Regions from separate parts of the Homo sapiens genome. Here region 2 is linked to region 1. A link is an interaction called in ENCODE POLR2A ChIA-PET data of the cell type or tissue named here. Cell type or tissue: A673. All regions are shown on one strand.

Region 1 (2,500 bases):
TATAATCGCAGCTACTCAGGAGGTGGAGGTTGCAGTGAACTGAGGTTTTGCCACTGCACTCCAGCCTGGGCGACCGTAAGAACCTGTCTCAAATAAATACATAAAATAAAATATAAATTTAAATGTTTCTAGGAGAAACTTCCTTGATTACTCCTGTGGTTTGAATGTCCTCTCGTGATGTCAACATCTTCCATTAGGCCCCTACCTCCCAACACTGTTGCACTGGGGATTTAATTTCCAAAACATCCTTTTTAGGGGCACATTCAAGCCATAAGAGGTATATACCTAAGAAATAATTTACTGCCTGATATAGGTAGCTGATATACAAATTGTGTAGCACCATCCCTCAAAGGTAAGTAAGAATGTTGAGGTTTGAGGGGTCAACACCTTTCTCAAAAAAAGACTGCTAAAAACTATGGCTCTGGGCCAGGCACAGTGGCTCACGCTTGTAATCCCAGCATTTTGGGAGGCCGAGGCAGGTGGATAATGACGTCAGGAGATCGAGACCATCCTGGCTAACACGGTGAAACCCCATCTCTATTAAAAATACAGAAAATTAGCTGGGCGTGGTGGCGGGCGCCTGTAGTCCCAGCTACTCGGGAGGCTGAGGCAGGAGAATGGCGTGAACCCGGGAGGCGGAGCTTGCAGTGAGCCGAGATCACGCCACTGCACTCCAGCCTGGGCGACAGAGCAAGACTCCGTCTCAAAACAAAACAAAACAAAACAAAACACTATGGCTCTGAAGAATGACCATGCTTTCTCAGGCTTTAAGTAGCAACAAATCTTTTTTTTTTTTTTTTTTTGAGTTCAAGTGCAGTGGTGTGATCTTGGCTCACTGCAACCTCTGCCTCCCGGGTTGAAGTGATTTCTCCTACCTCACCCTCCTGAGCAGCTGGGATTACCGGCTAATTTTTGTATTTTTAGTAGAGACGGGGTTTTGCCATGTTGGCCAGACTGGTCTTGAACTCCTGACTTCAAGTGATCCACCCGCCTTGGACTCCCAAAGTGCGGTGATCACAGGTCTGAGCCACCACGCCCAGCCTGCAACACATCTTCATCTTAACAGTAGTCAAGGACTTGTTCTTACAACTCTAGGGTTTAAGTGATCTTCCTGCCTTGGCCTCCCAAAGTGCTGGGATTACAGGCATGAGCCACTGTGCCCAGCCCAGGAGCTTAGTTTTTAACGCCCCTGAAAATGGGTGGCTCATGCCTGTAATCCTAGTGCTTTGGGAGGCTGAGGTGGGAGGATCACTTGAATCCTAGAGTTCAAGAGCAGCCTAGGCAGCAGAGAGACTCTTTTTTTTTTTTTTTTTTTTTGGAATCAGAGTCTCTGTTGCCCAGGCTGGAGTGCAGTGGCGTGATCTTGGCTCACTGCAGTCTCTGTGTCCTGGGCTCCGGCGATTCTCCTTCCTCAGCCTTCCAAGTAGCTGGGATTACGGGCCCACGCCACCATGCCCAGCTAATTTTTGTATTTTCAGTAGAGACGGTTCACCATGTTGGCCAGGCTGGTCTGGAACTCCTGACTTCAAGTAATCCACCTGCCTCAGCCTCCCAAAGTGCTGGGATTAAACGCATGAGCCATCACACTTGGCCGAGACCCCCACCTCTACAAAAAAGTTTAAAATTAGCTAGACGTGCTGATGAGCACCTGTGGGCCTAGCTACTTGGGAGACTGAGGCAGGAGGATCGCTTGAGCCCAGGAGTTCAAGGCTGCAGTCAGCTATATATGATCATGCCACTGCAACCCAGTCTAGGTGACAGAATGAGACCCTGTGTCAAAAATAATTTAAAAAAATAGGCGGGGCACGGTGGTTCACGCGTGTAATTCCAGCACTTTGGGAGGCCAAGGCGGGCGGATGACAAGGTCGGGAGTTCAAGACCATCCTGGCCAACATAGTGAAACCCCATCGCTACTAAAAATACAATTAGCTGGGTATGGTGGCACGCACCTGTAGTCCCAGCTACTCGTGAGGCTGAGGTGGGAGAATCGCTTGAACCCGGGAGGCGGAGGTTGCAATGAGCTAGACCACACCATTGCACTCCAGCCTGGGTGACAGAGTAAGACTCCATCTCAAAAAAAAAAAACAGCCAGACGCTGTGCCTCACGCCTCTAATCCCAGCACTTTGGGAGGCTGAAGCTGGCGGATCATCTGAGGTCTGGAGTTCGAGACCAGCCTGACCAGCACGGAGAAACCCCGTCTCTACTAAAAATACAAAACTAGCTGGGCATGGTGGCGCATGCCTGTAATTCCAGCTACTTAGGAGGCTGAGGCAGGAAAATCGCTTGAACCCAGGAGGCAGAGGTTGCGGTGAGCCAAGATCACGCCATTGCACTCCAGCCTGGGCAACAAGAGCGAAACTCTGTCTCAAAAAAAAAAAAGAAATTAAATTCTTGGAGTTCTTTAGTACCTGCTTATAGGTCAGTGACACCTGGCCAGCTTTGTTGTTGTTTTTAATAAAATTTTTTTTCTTTCTGTAGACATGGTCTCACTTTATTGCC
Region 2 (2,500 bases), 1.2 Mb after region 1:
ATTTTAGCCAGGTGCTAAATCCCAGCACTTTTGGAGGCCAAGGCGGGCACATCACCTGAGGTCAGAAGTTTGAGACCAGCCTGGCCAAGATGGTGAAATCCCATCTCTTCTAAAAATATAAAAATTAGCCAGGTGTGGTGGCAGGCGCCTGTAATCCCAGCTACTCGGGAGGCTGAGGCAGGAGAATCGCTTGAACCTGGGAGGCGGAGGTTGCAGTGAGCTGAGATCACGCCATTGCACTCTAGCCTGGGGGACAAGAGCGAGACTTTGCCTCAAAAAAAAAAAAAGAAAAAAAAAATTTGTCAGGTGCGGTGGCTCAAGCCTGTAATCCCAGCACTTTGGGAGGCCGAGGCAGGCAGATCACCTGAGGTCAGGAGTTCAAGATTAGCCTGGCCAACATGGTGAAACCCTGTCTCTACTAAAAATACAAAATTAGCCGGGCCTGGTGGCGCATGCCTGTAATCCCAGCTACTCGAGTGGCTGAGGCAGGAGAATTGCTTGAACCCAGGAGGCGGAGGTTGTAGTGAACCAAGATTCTGTGACTGTACTCCAGACTGGGCTGGAGACTGTATCTCCAAAAAAAAAAAAAAATTTTTTTTTTAATTGCCAGGCATGGTGGCGTGTGCCTGTAGTCCCAGCTTACTCAGGAGGCTGACCTGGGAGGATCACTTGAGCCTAGGAGTTCAAGGCTGCAGTGAGCTACGATCGTGCTATTGCACTCCAGTCTGGGCAACAGAGAGATACCCTAAATCATTCATATGAATAGACAGATTTGGAAAACACTAGTCTCTAAAGGTTGTGTGGACAGTGGGAGTAATTATGGGAAGATTGGCAGGATTATAAGGAATGACAAGATGTTAAAAGAGAGAATAGATGGCTAATTGTATTTTTGTTGTTGTTGTTGTTGTTGTTGTTTGAGATGGAGTTTCGCTCTTGTTGCCCAGGCTGTGGTGCAATGGGGCGATCTCAGCTCACTGCAACCTGTGCCTCCTGGGTTCAAGCAATTCTCCTGCCTCAGCCTCCTGAGTAGCTGAAATTACAGGTGCCTGCCACCATGCCCAGCTAATTTTTGTATTTTAGTAGAGACGGGGCTTCACCACGTTGGTCAGGCTGGTCTCAAACTCCCAACCTCAGGTGATCCACCCACTGTGGCCTCCCAAAGTGCTGGGATTACAGGCATGAAGCCCTGCACCTGGCCGCCTAATTGTATTTTAAGAAACAACCCTTAGGTTTGAGGAACAGTTCTAGATTTGTCAAACCTAGAACTAGCTGTGAGCCTCTGGCCTTTTTTTTTTTTTTTTTTGCATTATTTTTCCTACGATATTATCCATTCCTGTCCTCATTCTCATCTGTCCCTTCAGAATGCATTATCTAAATTCCCCTCTAAATATACCTATTCCTGCAAACAATTCAGCCTCAGTTCTTATTTCTTTAGCTCTTGGCCTAGTCCTATTAAGCAGCTTTGGGTAAGATCTGCCAAAATGTCTTGTGGATGACTGATCATATAAGCAATTGTAATCTGTTTAGCAATTCTGATCCTAATCCCCTCTTGAGTGTCTGTTTTCCAGTAGTGCTTGGTTTATAACCATTTAGTGAGGGTAGAGCAATTTTACAAAAGGTCTCCTTTAGCTTTTCCTGTATATCTCCTCCATTTAAGACTCATACCATTTCTTAGAGAAACTTTAACAAGGATCATTTAGCATCTCCAGTTTTCAGTATTCATCTTACTTATTTTATTCTCTTTTACAGCATTATATTCTTGTTTTATTATGCTCTTGTTTTAGTATTCTGAGTCTGAAATTAGCATTTAGTGACTAGGTCTTTCCTTTGCCTAACATATCAAAGGATGACGAACATATACTTTGATCTTCTCATTTGAAAAATAAGTTCAATATCTAACCTAGCAGAGTTGGGATTGCATAATAAGAGATAATCTTTTTTTTTTTTTTTTTTTTGAGACAGTCTCACCCTGTCGCCTTGGCTGGAGTGCAGTGGCGTGATCTCGGCTCACTGCATCCTCTACCTCCCAGGTTCAAACAGTTTTCTACCTCAGCCTCCTGTAGCTGGGGCTACAGGCACGCACCACCATGCCTGGCTAATTTTTGTATTTTTAGTAGAGATGGGGTTTTGCTGTGTTGACCAGACTGGTCTCAAACTCCTGACCTCAGGTGATCCGCCTGCCTTAGCCTCTCAAAGTGCTGGGATTACAGGTGTGAGCCACCGTGCCCAGCCTGATAATCTTTAAAAAGTACCAGCTGGGTGTGGTGGTCACACCTGTAATGTCAGCACCTTGGGAGGTGAAGCAGGTGGGAGTTCCTCCTGAAGCGGGAGGAATGCTTGAGGCCAGGAGTTCAGGGTCAGCCTAGCAACATAACAAGACCCTGTCTCTACAAAAAGTTTAAAAATTAGCTGGGTGTTGTGGCATGTGCCTGTAATCCCAGCTACTCAGGAGGGTGTGTTGGGAGGATTGCTTGAGCTCAGGAGTTTGAGGTTGCAGTGA

What was found. Peaks named below come from ENCODE experiments on the same cell type or tissue, not always from the same donor. Only the 100,000 strongest peaks of a DNase experiment are listed, where the experiment ranks them.
Region 2: POLR2A ChIA-PET joins it to region 1 with 6 read pairs; 1 of 35 experiments calls an interaction of 5 or more read pairs at or near these places.

Annotation. Positions count from the first base shown.
Region 1 is chr11:47,761,724-47,764,223 of GRCh38, reverse strand. All of the region lies in intron 2 of FNBP4 (formin binding protein 4), which reads left to right. Among named protein-coding and RNA genes, the nearest start is that of FNBP4, 4.4 kb to the left of the region's middle. In A673, no CTCF peak of the experiment used is centred here; no DNase peak of the experiment used is centred here.
Region 2 is chr11:46,606,715-46,609,214 of GRCh38, reverse strand. All of the region lies in intron 2 of HARBI1 (harbinger transposase derived 1), which reads left to right. Among named protein-coding and RNA genes, the nearest start is that of HARBI1, 9.3 kb to the left of the region's middle. In A673, no CTCF peak of the experiment used is centred here; a DNase peak (open chromatin) is centred at 1,524.